2 separate regions of the Homo sapiens genome follow, and region 1 is linked to region 2. A link is an interaction called in ENCODE POLR2A ChIA-PET data of the cell type or tissue named here. Cell type or tissue: Panc1. All regions are shown on one strand. Links, peaks and the distances in the headings refer to the core of each region. The heading gives the core; the rest is flanking DNA.

Evidence for each region. ChIA-PET counts read pairs that join two places held together with the same protein. Peaks named below come from ENCODE experiments on the same cell type or tissue, not always from the same donor. Only the 100,000 strongest peaks of a DNase experiment are listed, where the experiment ranks them.
Region 1: POLR2A ChIA-PET joins it to region 2 with 16 read pairs; 2 of 35 experiments call an interaction of 5 or more read pairs at or near these places.

What each region holds. Positions count from the first base shown.
Region 1 is chr7:140,271,164-140,279,493 of GRCh38, reverse strand. No RefSeq gene overlaps it. Among named protein-coding and RNA genes, the nearest start is that of KDM7A-DT, 98 kb to the right of the region's middle. RefSeq lists a silencer at 5,953-6,248. In Panc1, for the core only: no CTCF peak of the experiment used is centred there; no DNase peak of the experiment used is centred there.
Region 2 is chr7:140,401,718-140,410,047 of GRCh38, reverse strand. It overlaps RAB19 (RAB19, member RAS oncogene family), which reads right to left and starts at 5,990. Exons shown (of 4, transcript NM_001008749.3): 1 at 5,831-5,990; 2 at 2,201-2,424. The coding sequence starts at 2,401. LOC124901759 (a long non-coding RNA gene) reads left to right here and starts at 5,580. Exons shown (of 2, transcript XR_007060561.1): 1 at 5,580-5,863; 2 at 7,226-8,330. RefSeq lists enhancers at 5,416-5,915, 5,916-6,417. In Panc1, for the core only: no CTCF peak of the experiment used is centred there; no DNase peak of the experiment used is centred there; H3K4me3 peaks cover 926 bases; H3K27ac peaks cover 929 bases.

The DNA of each region.
Region 1 (8,330 bases), core at 174-8,173, 130 kb after region 2:
GTCTCGCTCTGTTGCCCAGGCTGGAGTGCAGTGGCGCTATCTCAGCTCACTGCAACCTCTGTCTCCTAGGTTCAAGCAATTCTCCTGCCTCAGCCTCCCAAGGAGCTGGGATTAGAGGCAGAGGCCACCATGCCGGGCTAATTTTTGTATTTTTGTAGAGAAGGGGTTTTACCGTGTTGGCCAGGCTGGTCTTGAACTCCTGACCTCAAATGATCCACCCACCTCGGCCTCCCAGAGTGCTGGGATTACAGGCGTGAACCACTGCACCTGGCCTGAGAGTGGATAATTTATAAAGAAAAGAGATTAATTGGCTCACAGTTCTGCAGGCTGTACAGGAAGCATAGCAGCATCTGCTTCTGGGGAGGCCTCAGGGATCTTCCAGTCATGGCGGAAGGTGAACGGGGAGCAGGGGCATCACATGGGAAGGCAGGAGCCAGAGAAAGAGTGGGGGTGGGGGTGCCACACACTTTTAAATGACCAGATCTTGCGAGAATTCACTCACTATTATGAGGACAGCACCAAGAGGATGGTGCTAAACCATTCATGAGAAATCTGCCTCCGTGATCCTATCACCTCCCACCAGGTCCCACCTCCAACAATGGACACTTCAACTGGTCATGCGATTTAGCAGGGAGGACACAGATCCAAACTGTTATCACTACAGTACTTGTGAATGTGACTTTATTTGGAAATAGAGTCTTTGCAGATGTAATCAAAACAAGATGAAATCATGCTGATTAGATTAAGGTGGGCCCTAAATCCAGTGTAGCTGTTGTCTTTATAAGAGAAAGGACAGGGAGATTTGGATATAGATACACAGGGTAGAAGGCCCTCTGACAATGGAGGCAGAGATTAGAGTGATGTAGTTACAAGCCTAGGAACAACAAGGATTGTTGGCTGTCATCAGAAGTTAGGAAAAGTTAAGGAAGGACTCTCCCTAAGAGCCTTCAAAGAGAACACGGCCCTGGCCAGGCACAGTGGCTCATATCTGTAATCCCAGTACTCTGGGAGGCCAAGGCAGGTGGATCACCTGAAGTCAGGAGTTTGAGACCAGCCTGGGCAACATGGTGAAGCCCTGTCTCCACCAGAAAATACAAAAATTAGCCAGGGGCGTGGTGGCATATGCCTGTAGTCCCCAGCTACTTGGGAGGCTGAGGCAGGAGAATTGCTTGAACTGGGAGGCAGAGGTTGCAGTGAGCTGTGATCATGCCATTGCACTCCAGCCTGGGCGACAGAGCCAGACTCTGTCTCAAAAAACAAACAAACAAACAAAACAACCCAAAAAACAAAGAGAGCATGGCCCTGCCGATACCATGATTTCAGATAGCCCCCAAACTGTGAGAGAATACATTTCTGTTGTTTTAAGCCCCTCAGTTTGTGATACTGTACCTTGATATTGGCTAACCCTAGCAATCTAATAGAGATGCCTAAGGTTTTTACTAATGTTATATTTTATAGCCTGGGTTATGAGTACATAAGGGTTGAATTTGTTTTTTTAAACCTGTTTATATGTTTTATATACATATACGACTTCACAATAACAAAAATAAAAGTAAGCAATGGCAAAAAAGGGAACATCCAGTGACTGGGCTTAGGAAAGAAATTCAGGTTGGACACATTTGGCTATGGGTTTGCCTTGTGTACCAAGATCACAGCAGGGGATGTCACCACCCGCAGGTGTGTGGGGCATATGCAGGAGAGGACTTTTTTTCTTTTAAACTTTTATTTTAGGTTCAGGGGTACATGTGAAGGTTTGTTACACAGGTGAACTCATGTCATGGGCGTTGGTTGTACAGATTATTTCATCACCCAGGTACTAAACCTGGTACCCAGTAGTTAGCTTTTCTGCTCCTCCCCCTCCTCTCTCCTGCAACCTCAAGTAGACCCAGTGTCTGTTGTTCCCTCTTTTTTTTTTTTGAGACAGAGTCTTGCTCTATTGCCCAGGCTGGAGTGCAGTGGTGTGACCGCAGCTCACTGCAACCTCCGCCTCCCAGGTTCAAGTGATTCTCGTGCCTCAGCTCCCCGAGTAGCTGGGATTACAGGTGTGCGCCACCACACTTGGCTTATTTTTGTATTTTTAGTAGAGACAGGGTTTCGCCATTTGGCCAGGCTGGTCTTGAACTCCTGACCTCAGGTGATCCACCTGCCTCGGCCTCCCAAAGTGCTGGGATTACAGGTGTGAGCCACTGCACCCAGCCTGTTGTTCCCTTCTTTCTGTTCATGAGTTACCATTTCACTCCCACTTACAAATGAGAACATGCGGTATTCGGTTTTCTGTCAAAAGAGGACTTCCTGGGGTCAAGCTTGAATGTTGTAGATAGTGAGATACAGCAAGCAGCAGGGGGTTCCTGGAGCTTGGTCTCTTACAGGCAAACATTTCTAGTGATCATGGGCCAGAAAACATCCTAGCCAGTGCGGCATCCAAAAAAAGATGAGATGCTGTTCCTTCCCAGGGGCAGCAGACTGTGTACCCTCATGGGGAAGGTTCTGGACAGGGTGGCTGTCCAGAGGCACGTTGCTAGGTGTCCCTCAGAAAGTTCTCTAGGAGCCCGCGTGAACTGCAGTACTGGGGGCTCCTGCCTTCCTATGCAGAAGGCAGCCAGAGGTTACCTTTATCTGGCCTGATAGCGGGTGCTTTGGGAATAGCTAAGAGTCCCGAATACACCAAAGTGGGCATGGTCTGAGCAGCTCACCATCTGCAAGGTGCTCACTACAATGCTGGACCTCATCTGGATGTCTGCTGATGACCATGAGGCCAAGAGGGAGGCCTCATCAAGGGCCAGAGGTGCTCCTTTAAGAAACTGATACAGGCCAGGTATGGTGGCTCATGCCCATAATCCCAGCACTTTGGGAGGTTGAGGCAGGAGGATCTCTTGAAGTCAGGAGTTCAAGACCAGCCTGGCCAATGTGACGAAACCCTGTCTCTACTAGAAATACAAAAATTACCCCGGCGTAGTGGCGCACGCCTGTAATTCCAGTTACTCGGGAGGCTGAGGCACGAGAATTGCTTGAACCCCAGAGGCAGAGATTGCAGTGAACTGAGATCACACCACTGCATTCCAGCCTGGGTGACAGAGTGAGACTCTGTCCCCCGCCAAAAAAGAAAAGAAACTGATATAGGAGCCTGGGGTAGGGACAGAACCCCCACCCTATCCTGGTGTCGTGGGGTTTCATCTTGACATGACTCCTTCAAAACCCTGTTGGCTTATGACAGCTGACCTCCCAAATAACTTTTCTCTTTCTCGGCCGGAGGTAATCAGGACAATGTGAGATTTCTCAGTGATTTTTCTTCTCCATCTGGTTTCCTGCTTTGTAGTTAGAGGAGATAACAGCCATCCCAGGAATTCTCAATATACGTATATTACTTTAGCTGAGAAAAAAATGTTTAAAGGATGGGAAAGTGTATACTGAACACCTCATAGAACGATTCTAAATGAATAGATTGGTTCTGAATGTAAGATAAAAGAGCACTTGGAAAAGTGGGTAGAGATTGGAGAAAATCACTTTATATCTCTTTCTCCTAAAGCTGTGTTAAGTTCTCTTTAATGGAGATTCTGGGAAAAGGATCTAATTCCTTTAAAAGCTGGGCTGCCCTGCAGCTGAAGCCAAGTTGTAAAACTGTTTGGGATGTAGAAAGGTTAGTAAAGAGACCGACTGTATGGCCATTTCTAACCATCTGATGGGAGGGGTATTTGGCATGGTCTAAATGCTGCCTGTGAGGAAAGCAATGATCGGAAAAATAACATCACGGGGCTTTTTATACAGCCCACTGGTATCATGATGCAATGTGATTATTTTTCTGACTTTCTGTTTTTACCACAGGAAAAGGAAGAAACTAGGGAATTGGAGGAATGCTCAGATGCCTAATTACCAGTGTTTCTCTCAGATAAATTATAAACAGGCAGTTAAAGAATTCTACTACAGCTAGGAAACAAAGCAGGCTTTAAACACTTCAGATGTCAACATGCCCCAATTTAGAAGGCGTTAGAGCTGTATATAACCCCAGAGATAATTTTTCTCCAAGGAATGATTCAGCAGAGTTAAAAAAAAAAAAAAAAGAAGTAACTCCCACCTCCCCATTCCTGCGCATATATGGCAGACATCATTAATCGAGGCAGAGTTTCTTTTTTTTTTTTCTTATGGAGCCTAGATACTGCCCCAGAATTCTTCTCAACAATGTGTGCCGAAGAACTATAAATGGATCAGAATCGGTGCGTGAACTGAACCAGCTAAAGAGGGACCTAGCACAATAGTTAAAGTATAGGCGCTAAAGTTCAGCTCAGCCACTTAAATGTTCAGATAAGTTTTCTTATCTGTAAAATGCAGATGACGAGAGGACCTATCTCCTAGTATTGTTGTAAGGATTAAATCACCACATCTAAACAGTTTGGAGCAGGGACAAGTAGTAAATATTCAACAAATAGTATTTAAAATTTTTCTAGAATAAAGAGCTAAAGAAAGTCATTTACTGTTTAACCCTGGAGGAAGTACTAGATTAAGATTTAGAAGGAACCTGTGAGTTGAAGATTTATTCAACAAAGATATTTAGCAACTACTATTATTTGCTGAGCTTTGTACGAAATGCTGTGGAGTCTATATAATGCAAGGTACCAATATATAAATCTGGGTCAAAGTTGACCTTTTTTTTTTTTTTTTTTTTTTTTTTTTTGAGACAGGGTCTCGCTCTGTCACTCAGGCGGGGTTGCAGTGGTGTAAACATGGCTCACTGCAGCCCTGACCTCCTGGGCTCAAGTGATCCTCCTGCCTCAGCCTCCCATGTAGCTGGGACCACAGGTGTGCACCACTATGTCTGGCTAATTTTTGTATTTTTTGTAGAGATGGGGTTTTGCCATGTTGCCCAGGCTAGTCTTGAACTCCTGAGCTCAAGCTATTCATCCACCTTGACCTCCCAAAGTGTTGGAACTACAGGTGTGAGCCACCACACCCAGTCTGGCATCCTTTTAAATGTAATAATATACTGACAAGTTATTTGTTTATAGTCAGTTGTTTTACATAAAATTTCAACTTAATAAAAAAAATCAGAAGATAAATGGCCAGTTAATTAAATATGAAAAGCTACTCGATTTTGTTAATAAAGAGGGAAACAAGTTAATACAACAATGGGAATAGGGGGGATGGAAGATTTGAGAAACATATCAATCTGGACATTTAACATCCAGATATAAAGAAATCCAGGAAGAGAACCGGGCACAGTGGCTCATGCCTGTAATCCCAGCGCTTTGGGAGGCCAAGGCAAGCAGATCACCTGAGGTCAGGAGTTCGAGACGAGCCTGCTAACATGATGAAACCCTGTTTCTACTAAAAATACAAAAAATTAGCAGGACGTGGTGGTGTGTGCCTGTAATCCCAGCTACTCGGGAGGCTGAGGCAGGAGAATTGGTTGAACCCAGGAGGTGGAGGTTGCAGTGAGCCGAGATCACGCCATTGCACTCCAGCCTGGGCAGCAAGAACGAAACTCTGTCTCAAACAAAAAAAAACAAAAAAAAAAGAAAGAAAAGAAAAATAAACTGGAAAGAATACACAAAACTTTTACTCATTTATTTCTGGGTCAGACATTTTTGGTAATTTTAATTTTCTTATATATATATATCATGTTTTCATTTGGATCATGTGTTATTTTAACACCAGAAAAAAAAAATCTAAGCATAAAAAGAAAGAAAGCGTGCCATCTGGTTTTGGTGTGTCACCCTGGGAAGCTCCACCATTTGGAAAGAGGAGTGCATCTGGCATGGCGCCTGGGGATGGACTCAGTGGGCCCTGGAAATACGGAAGGAACTCGTGCCTGAGGCCTGCGGCATGGGTATGGTCTGCCCTCAGGTCTCACCGCCTTCCCCCAGGGGGGCCCACAGCCCTGTGCACCAGGCAGGGCCTCCAGCTTCCCTGGTCAGGACTGCAGCGGCTGAGGCTTCACCTGGCTGTGGCTATGGCCACCCCTATAGCTGTGCTGACCCCAGCTACCACCCATGTAGGGGTCTGAGGCTGCTTAGAGGGTACAGCATCCATCTCAGATGGATGGATTGGAGGTCCTGGCTGCCCCGCACCTTCTGTGACTGAGCTGGACATGAGCTGGGCAGCAGCAAGAGTTGGGAGAGGGACCCTTCAAGACACCTACAACCTCAGCAGATGGGACTGGACTTCATCCTTTAAGCAGGGCCAAAACTCCCCACTCCCACCCAAATCAGTAGGAACCTTTTTAATTCAACAAACTGATTCTAAAGTTTATATGGAAAAACAAATAACCAGGAACTTTCGAACCAGAAGAGCAATGATAAGAGACTAACTCTACCAGGTATTTGAACAACTTTTAAAGTTACATGGATTTTATGTTATTTTACTACTTTATTTTATTTTGTATTTTATTTTATGTTTGAGCCAGGGTCTCACTCTGTTGTCCAGGCTGGAGTGCAGTGGTGCAAACACAGCTCACTACAGCCTCGACCTCCTGGGCTCAAGCAATCCTCCTGCCTCAGCCTCCTGTGTAGCTGGGCCACAGACGCATGTCACCATGCCTGGCTAAGTTTTTTAATTTTTTTGTATAGTCAGGATCTCACTTTGTTGCCCAGACTGGTCACGAATTCCTGGCCTCAAGCAGTCCTTCCACCTCAGCCACCCAAAGTGCTGAGATTACAAGTGTGAGCCACTGTGCCTGGCCTTTATTTTATTACTTTTATTTAATAGAGACAGGGTCTTGCTTTGTCACCCAGGCTGGAAAGCTGTGGTGGGAACACTGCTCACTGCAGCCTCGACATCTTGGGCTCAAGCGATCCTCCTGCCTCAGCCTCCTGTGTAGCTGGGACTAAAGGAGTACACCATCATGTCCAGCTGATTTTTTTTTTTTTTTGTAGAGAAAGAAAACACCCAGCCATGTTGATTTTTAAAATGTGGTACTAGCCTGTAAATGGATAGACAACTCAATGGAATAAATCCAAAGTTCCAGAATAGACCTAAATATATACAGGAATTTCGTTTCTAAGCAGGGTATTAGTTTATAAAATGGGCTAGACACTTGGAATGACACTATTCAATTAATGGCATTGAGACTTCTGGCTACCCATCCAGAAAGAAAATCGAATCTCTTCTTCACATCCTCAGCTAAAATAAGATACAGATTCATTGATATTAAAATGCCAAAATGGAAACCATAAAAGCAGTAGTAAAATATGGGAGATTAAAAAATCATATAGTGGAAAGGCCTTTAAAACAATGTCAAACCCAGAAATCATAAAATAAAAGGTTGAATTTTTTTTTTTTTGAGACCGAGTCTCACTCTTGTTGCCCAGGCTGGAGTGCAGTGGTGCGATCTCGGCTCACCACAAACTCCGCCTCCCAGGTTCAAGCGATTCTCCTGTCTCAGCCTCCTGAGCAGCCAGGATTACAGGCATGCACCACCACGCCCACCTAATTTTTTTGTATTTTTAGTAGAGAGGGATTTCTGCATGTTGGTCAGGCTGGTCTCGAACTCCTAACCTTAGGTGATCCACCCGCCTTGGCCTCCCAAAGTGCTGGGATTACAGGCGTGAAAATTTTGACAACACACACACAAAAACATGCCTCTAAACACTGTAATTCCACTGAACTGTACACCTAAAAATGATTTCTGGTAATGAGAGGTGACAGCGTGCCGGCAGCCCTTGCAGCCCTCCCTCACTCTCCGCGCCTCCTCGGCCTTGGCGCCCACTCTGGCCGCGCTTGAGAAGCCCTTCAGCCCACCGCTGCACTGTGGGAGCCCCTTTCTGGGCTGGCCAAGGCTGGAGCCGGCTCCCTCAGCTTGCAGGGAGGTGTGGAGGGAGAGGCGTGGGTGGGAACCGGGGCTGCGCCTGGCGCTTGCGGGCCAGCGCCAGTTCTGGGTGGGCGTGGGCTCGGCGGGCCCCGCACTCGGAGGGGCCGGCCGGCCCCGCAGGCCCGGGGCAGTGAGGGGCTTAGCACCTGGGCCAGCAGCTGCTGTGCTCGACTTCTCGCCGGGCCTTAGCGGCCTCCCCGCAGGGCAGGGATCGGGACCTGCAGCCCGCCATGCCTGAGCCTCAGCGCCCTCCAGCCATGGGCTCCTGCGCGGCCCCAGCCTCCCCGACGAGCACCGCCCCCTGCTCCACGGCGCCCAGTTCCATCGACCACCCAAGGGCTGTGGAGTGCGGGTGCACTGCACAGGACTGGCAAGCAGCTCCACCTGCGACCCGGGTGCGGGATCCACTGGATGAAGCCAGCTAGCCTCCTGAGTCTGGTGGGGACTTGGAGAATCTTTATGTCTAGCTAAGGGATTGTAAATACACCAATCAGCACTCTGTGTCTAGCTCAGGGTTTGTAAATACACC
Region 2 (8,330 bases), core at 213-8,212:
GTATTTTTTAATTTTTTAAATTTTTATTTATTATCTTTTTTTTTTTTTTTTTTTTGAGACGGAGTCTCGCTCTGTTGCCCAGGCTGGAGTGCAGTGGTATGATCTCGGCTCAGTGCAAGCTCCGCCTCCCGGGTTCACGCCATTCTCCTGCCTCAGCCTCCCAAGTAGCTGGGACTACAGGCACCCGCCACCAGGCCCGGCTGATTTTTTGTATTTTTAGTAGAGACGGGGTTTCACCGTGTTAGCCAGGATGGTCTCAATCTCCTGACCTCGTAATCCACCCACCTCGGCCTCCCAAAGTGCTGGGATTACAGGCGTGAGCCACCACGCCCAGCCTATTTTATCTTTTTGAGACAGAGTCTTGCTCTGACTCCCAGGCTGGAGTGCAATGGTGTGATCTCAGCTCACTGCAACCTCTGCCTCCTGGGTTCAAGTAATTTTCATGCCTCAAGCCTCCTGACCAGCTGGGATTACAGGCATGTGCCACCACGCCCGGTTAATTTTTTTGTATTTTTAGTAGAGATGGGGTTTCCCCCCGTTGGCCAGGCTGGTCTTGAACTCCTGACCTTGGGTGATCCGCCTGCCTCGGCCTCCAAAAGTGCTGGGATTACAGGCATGAGCCACCGTGCCTGGCAGTTTATGGCATTTTTGAGTACACAGAAAATTTGACCTCTTTCTTTTTTTGAGACAGAGTCTCACTCTGTCGCCTAGGCTGGAGTGCAGTGATATGATCTCGGCTCACTGTAACCTCTGCCTCCCAGGTTTGAGAGATTCTTGTACCTCAGCCTCCCAAGTAACTGGGACTACAGGCACGCGCCACCATGCCTGGATAATTTTTGTATTTTTAGTAGAGACAGGGTTTCACCATGTTGGCCAGGCTGGTCTTGAACTTCTGACCTCAAGTCATCCACCCGCCTCGGCCTCCCGAAGTGCTGGGATTACAGGTGTGAGCCACCTTGCCTGGCCACTAGAAAATTTGACCTTTTAAGGCCAGGTTTGGTGGCTCACGCCTGTAATCCCGGCACTTTGGGAGGGTGAAGTGGGAGGATTGTTTGAGCCCAGGAGTTTGAGACTGGCCTGAGCAACACAGGAAAATCCTGTCTCTACAACAAATTTAAAAAAGGAGTTGGGCATGGTGGGGTGCACCTGTGGTCCCAGCTATTCAGGAGGCTGAGGTGAGAGGATCGCTTGAGTCGGGGAGATGGAGGCTGGAGTGAGCTGTGATTGTGCCACTGCACTTCAGCCTGAGTGACAGAGCAAGACCCTGTCTCAGGCTGGGTGTGGTGGTTCACATCTGTAATCCCAGCACTTTGGGAGGTAGAGGTGGGCGGATCACTTGAGGTCAGGAGTTCGAGACCAGTCTGGCCAACATAGTGAAACCCTATCTCTACTAAAAATACAAAACTTAGCCCGGTGTGGTGGTGTGCACCTGTAAATCCAGCTACTTGGAATGCTGAGGCATGAGAATTGCTTGAGCCCAGGAGGCAGAGATTGCAGTGAGCTGAAACTGTGCTCCTGCACTCCAGCCTGGGTGATGGAGTGAGACTCTGCCTCAAGAAAACAAAAACAAAAACAAAAAGCCCTGTCTACACTCCCCCACCCCCCCAAAAAAGCAAATTTGACCTTTATATAGTTAGAGAAATGTATAAATTTGACCTTCACAGTTAGATTCAGCAGTATTTTCCTTATTGGCTTCTGGGTTCGTGTCTCATTTAAAGCCTGATTTTCCCATTCCATGATGAGAAAATAAATACTCCCATGTTTTCTTCCACTATTTGTATGATTTCATGTTTTGTACTGAAATCTTTTATTGCTCAGACATGTGCTTTGTTGTTGGGAATTCTGGCTAAAAAAGGTGGAACTGGCCAGGCGCGGTGGCTCACACCTGTAACCCAGCACTCTGGGAGGCCGAGGTGGGTGGATCATGAGGTCAGGAGATAGAAACCATCCTGGTAACACCATGAAACCCCATCTCTACTAAAAATACATAAAAAAAAAAAAAATTTGCCGGGCGTGGTGGCGGGCGCCTGTAGTTCCTGTTACTTGGGAGGCTGAGGCTGGAGGCTGAGGCAGGAGAATGGCATGAACCCGGGAGGCGGAGCTTGCAGTGAGCCGAGATCGCGCGAGACTCCGTCTCAAGGAAAAAAAAAAAAAAAAAAAAAAAAAAGGTGGAACCAGTCCCGTCCCGGTGCCCTCTGACCTTCACTTTTTTGCCGTCAATATCAAGGGAACGCACGGTAAAGTCCACTCCAATCGTGTTCTGCTGTGTCTCAGTGTAGACTCCAGACTTGAAATGCTGCACCACACACGTCTTCCCCACATTGGAATCCCCAATGAGGATAATCTTGAACAAATAGTCAAAGTTCTCATCTGCTGCCCTGGCTGAGCTGGAGAAGTGCATGGTTCTTGCCACCTAGAACAGAACTAGGAAGAAAGGATGGAATTCAGCACCAGGAACTGGGGATCCAGTACAAGACAAGACGAAGGGAGGTCATTACCTTCACAGTGCTACATCCTTGTGAGAGGACGATGCTAATGATGCTAGTCGGGCACAGAGGAGTTGTCCCCATAAGCTGACATCTGCCCTACGTGTGTTGATCTTACTTTAGGGGTGCTCTTGGAATAAAGAGGTTCTACTGCCATTCTCTGGTGGGTCCAGTGGACGGTCAACACCATCAGATAAAAGCAGTGATATATCCTAGGCCTGGAGACGAGGTGCCACATGCTCCATCAGAGTGCCCGGAGAGCAGGAGAATGGCAGAGGAAATGCCCACAGCAGTGACTCACCTGCCATTGGAGGTCCCACTAGTGTCAATTTCACCTGGGGAGAAAGATTCCCAACTGCTGTAAGACTGACCATCCAGGCCGTGCACGATGGCTCATGCCTGTAATCCCAGCTCTTCGGAAGGCCAAGGTGGGTGGATCACCTGAGGTTGGGAGTTTGAGACCAGCCTGACCAACGTGGAGAAACCCCATCTCTACTAAAAATACAAAGTTAGCTGGGTGTGGTGGCGCATGCCTATAATCTCAGCTATTCGGGAGGCTGAGGCCAGAGAATCACTTGAATCCGGGAGGCGGAAGTTGCAGTGATCCGAGATCATGCCTTTGCACTCCAGCCTGGGCAACAAGAGCGAAACTCCACCTCAAAAAAAAAACACCCAAAAAACAAAAAACTACTGACCATCCAGGTAGCTAGCAACGAGGACTGATAAGAGGTGATTGGTAAGTCAGCTTGGGGAAGAGTGACATGACCTTTTTGTTCTGTTTGGAGCCTAATTTTTTTGACCAGGAAATTAGGATTTTGAGAATATTCAAAATTAAAACCATGGCTATAATGTTATGGCATATTTTACCAAAGGCTGGTTATGGCATATTTTACCAAAGGTTTTTTTTTTTCTTTTTTTTTTGAGACAAAGAGTCTCGCTGTGTCGCCCAGGCTGGAGTGCAATGGCATGATCTCAGCTCACTGCAACCTCTGCCTTCCAGTTCAAACGATTCTCCTGCCTCAGCCTCCCGAGTAGCTGGGACTATAGACCTGCACTACCACACCCAGGTAATTTTTGTATTTTTAGTAGAGACGGGGTTTCACCATGTTGGTCAGGCTGGTCTCGAATGCCTGACCTCAAGTGATTTACCTGCCTCAGTCTCCCAAAGTGCTGGGATTACAGGCCTGAGCCATCACGCGCCGCCAGAAAATTAAGGTTTCTAATGACAGTGTTTCACAAACTAACTGATTATCAGAATTATCTGAGAGTATCATTGAAAAATATATATTTCCTTTTTTTTTTTTTTTTTTTTTGAGACAGAGTTTCACTCTTCTTGCCCAGGCTGGAATGCAATGGTGTGGTCTTGGCTCACTGCACTGCAACCTCCGCCTCCTGGGTTCAAGCGATTCTCTTGCCTCAGCCTCCCAAGTAGCTGGGATTACAGGTGCCTGCCACCACGCCTGGCTAATTTTTGTATTTTTAGTCGATACAGGGTTTTGCCATGTTGGCCAGGCTGGTTAGGAACTCTTGACCTCAGGTGATCTGCCCGCCTTGACCTCCCAAAGTGTTGGGATTACAGGCATGAGCCACCATGCCCGGCTGGAAAATAAAGGTTTTTAATGACAGTGTTTCACAAACTAACTGATTATCAGAATTATCTGGGAATATCATTGAAAAAATATATTTTTGGAGCTCATCCCAGACTTGCTAAACATATTTTACCTTGTTCTTTTAAAAATTATTTCTTAGTATTCTTTTTTTTTTTTTTTTTTTGAGACAGAGTCTCGCTCTGTCACCGAGGCTGGAGTGCAGTGGTATGATCTCAAAACTGCACTGGGCCAGGTTTTGTGTTTTGTGTTTTTAACTTTAAAATATGTTTAGTGCGCCAGGCCGCAGTCGCTCATGCCTGTAATCCTAGCACTTTGGCAGGCCGAGGCAGAAGGATCACTTGACGCCAGGAGGTTGAAAGTAGTCTAGGCAATATAATGAGAGCCCTGCGCCCCCCCTCCCCGCCCATCTCTATTAAAATAATAAGAAATAGGCCAGGGGCAGTGGCTCACACCTGTAATCCAAGCAATTTGGGAGGCTGAGGCAGGCGGATCACTTGAGGTCAGGAGTTCAAGATCAGCTTGGCCAACATGGTGAAACCCCATCTCTACTAAAAATACAAAAAATTAGCCGGGCGTGGTGGCATGCACCTGTAATCCCAGCTACTTGGGAGGCTAAGGCAGGAGAATGGCTTGAACCCAGAGGGCAGAGGTTGCAGTGAGCCGAGATCGCACCATTGCAGTCCAGCCTGGGCAACAAGAGCGAAACTCCGTTTCAAAAAACAAACAAACAAACAAACAAAAACACAAAACCAAAAACCTCTGTCTCTCTTCCCTCCCCTCCCCTCCCCTCTTGCTCTGTCTCTTCCCCAGGTGATTCTGATGATGAGCCAGGTTTGGAAAACACCAATCGACCAAGTCACCTACCTGAAACTTACTCCCACCATCAGCATCCCTGGCTTAAATGTCCACCTATGCTTAAATATCTCTGATCACAAGGAACTGACTACCTCCTGAAAAATTTCCATTTTGCACTGGGCAGCTCTCACTTCTGTGGGATTGACACCTCCCTCCATGAGGTTTCCATCTGTCTAGCTCCGTGCTATCCTTACTCTGCCAAGACACATCACATTCCTGTTCCACATGACAGCCCATCAGATATTTGAAGCAGCAAGAATATTCCCCCAAGGAGAATATCCCCATCCTCTTTAACTGTTCTTCCTGAGAGTGTGTTCGGACTCCTCATCCAATTGCTCTAAAAGTAACTGAAACCTGATCCCACTTAATGATTACATTTGATGTGCTGCAAATTGCCCCTGCCTTGTGACATCCTTCTTCACCTCTCCGTTTTACTTTGGTTTTCTCTAAAGTCATAGACAAGGACACTCTGTCTCATCACACAAGGTAAAATGCACTCAAATGTCCAATCTGCATGCAAAAACCCAGGGCTTTAAGGCGATGAAGAAGGATCCCATACCTCTCTTGGACCTCTCTGAAATCACATATGGGTAGATGATCCAGCAGACAACAGACACAATCAAACCACTTTTTTCCTGTCTGACTTTTCAACTAAAGACAGCCATTCCACTTCCGGTGTCTTGGTCTTATCACTGTAACTTGAGCTGAGACTTTACTTCCATGTCTCCCCCCACCCTCAGGAGTCCTCAGGGTTTCCACTAAAGCCCCCTTTCATTGAGCCTACAAGCCTTGCTGGGAGGCACAGGCAGCGTCCACCCCGATGATGTCCTCCCGCCGGCATCCCGCAGCCTTCGCCTTCCTGGTTCACCTGTCGCTTACCTGTCTCGCTCTCTCACCTCTGCTGGTCAGCAGGTAATGTTTTCGCTTTCTTCTGGGTTTGCTTTTCAGCCCCCCAGTGCCCCCTTCTTCCTCCTGCCTCGCTGCTTGGTGGGAAGTGTAGTTCTGGCCCCAGGTGTCGGGTTTGGCGTCCTGAGAAAGTGAAAGGAAAGTGCAATCCCTCCCACCTGCCCTGAGTCCGGAGCTGCCTCAGGGTACAAAGCGCCAGGTGAGGGCGGCCAGCACAGGGCAGGGCGCAGAGCCGGCTTTCTCACCAGCCTTCGCCGGCCTAGCGGAAAGCCCTCACAGGAAGGAACAGCCAGTGAATTAAACCAGTGCTGGCCCATACGACACTGCCCCTGCTCCTTTCTTCTACTTTACCTTGTCTTGTGGGCTTTTGCGTCCTTTGCTCTCAATTTGTCCTGGTGTCCCTTGTTAGGAAACAATTTCAGAATGTATCTCATGTAGTAACAGCGACTGTTTTGCAAAATGTTTGGGTCAGTTGTACATGTGCATATTGTACTGGGTGATGTAAAAAAAAAATTTTTTTTTTTTTTTTGGAGACAAGGTCTCACTCTGTCACCCAGGCTGAAGTGCAGTGGCACCATTCATGGCTCACTGCAGCCTCAACCTCCCGGGCTCAAGCAATCCACCTGCCTCAGCCTCCTGAATATCTGGGACTACAGCTGGCCTGAGGGTTGTTAGTTGAGATAACACCAACTAAAGGAGGATATAGATCTTAAGTAATTTATTTTATTATATATACATATTTTTTAGAGACAGGGTCTTGCTCTATGGCTCAGGCTGGAGTGCAGAGGCATAATTATGGCTCACTGCAGCCACAACATCCCAGGCTCAAGGAAGCCTCCCACTTCAGCCTCCCAAGTAGCTGGGACTACAGTCATACACCACCATGCCCCACTATTTATTGTTTTTAGAGCTGGGATCTCCCTATGTTGCCCATGGTGGTTTGACACTCCTGGGTTTGGCCAGGCATGGTGGCTCATGCCTGTGATCCCAGCACTTTGGGAGGCTGAGGTGGGCAGATCACCTGAGGTCAGGAGTTCGAGACCAGCCTGGCCAACATGGCAAAACCCCATCTCTACTAAAAATACAAAAATTACCCGGGTCTGGTGGTGAGCCTATAATCCCAGCTACTCTGGCAGGAGAATCGCTTGAGCCTGCGAGGTGGAGGTTGCAGTGAGCCAAGGTCGCGCCACTGCACTCCAGCCTGGGTGACAGAGTGAGACTCCGTCTCAAAAAAAAAAAGAAAAAAAGAGAAGAAACTCCTGGGCTCAAGTGATCCTCCTGCCTTGGCTTCCCGAAGTGCTGGGATTACAAGGCATGAAACCACCGTACCTGGCCAGATTGTAAGTAATTTAAGTCTTTGTTTTGTAGATCTGAATATCTCTTTGTGAGGAGTCAGAGAAAGGAGATGATGCAAAGAGAAGGAAGCAAAAACAAAACTAAAAGAACTTTGAAGGTATATGAGAAGAAAAAGCTGAAAAGAAAATGTCTGCCTCACTCCCTCAAAAATTCTACCATAGAGCAAAGGTTGACGTCCAGAAAACCTCAAGTTTATCAGTCCCAGATGCTGGCAGTAGAAGCATAAAGCTGAGGTGAATTTTCCTTACTATTTTTTCCCCAGAGTCTAGAACAGTAACTGCCTCCCAATGTCTATCACAGGGACCAGATTTTCTCCACTACATAGGATGTGATATGTAGGCAGTTAAATGGCATTATAGACACAATAAGCAAAATTGAAACAGAGACACCCTGTTGGATAAAATATTTACATCGGTGTCCTGTTTCCAAACTGTGGGCTGAGACCTATAAATGAGTCATGAAATCAACCTTTGTGGGTTGCAACCAGCATTTTCACAAGAAGGGATTAAGAAACAACTTCAGAATGTATCTTGTGTAGTAACAGTGACTACTGTTTTGCAAAATGTTTGGGTCAGTTGTACACATGCATATTTTACAGGGTGATGTAAAAAAAAAATGTTTTTTTTGAGACAGGGTCTCACTTTGTCTCCCAGGCTGAAGTGCAGTGGCACCGTCATGGCTCACTGCGGCCTCAACCTCCTGGGCTCAAGCAATCTTCCTGCCTTAGCCTCCTGTATATCTGGGACTACAGGTGTGCACCATCATGCCCAGCTATTTATTTCATTTTTTTGTAGAGCCAGGGCCTCACTTTGTTACCCAGACTGGTCTCGAACTCCTGGGATCAAGCAATCCTCCCACATCAGCCTCCCAAGGTGCTGGGATAACAGGCGTGGGCCACCGTGCCTGGCCTGAAATGTCTTTTTAACTGTAGGCTGGGGTCCGCAACGTTTGAGAAGCACTGAAATACAGGGCAATTTATTCACTGTCCAAGAACATTACTTCTATGATGTCTTCAGATAAATTTGAAAATATTTGTCTTACCCAAAATTCCAGTTACATATCCATTTTCAGGATACTCTCTTCTGAGTGAGATAAACTCAACACTGGCAGGTATAGC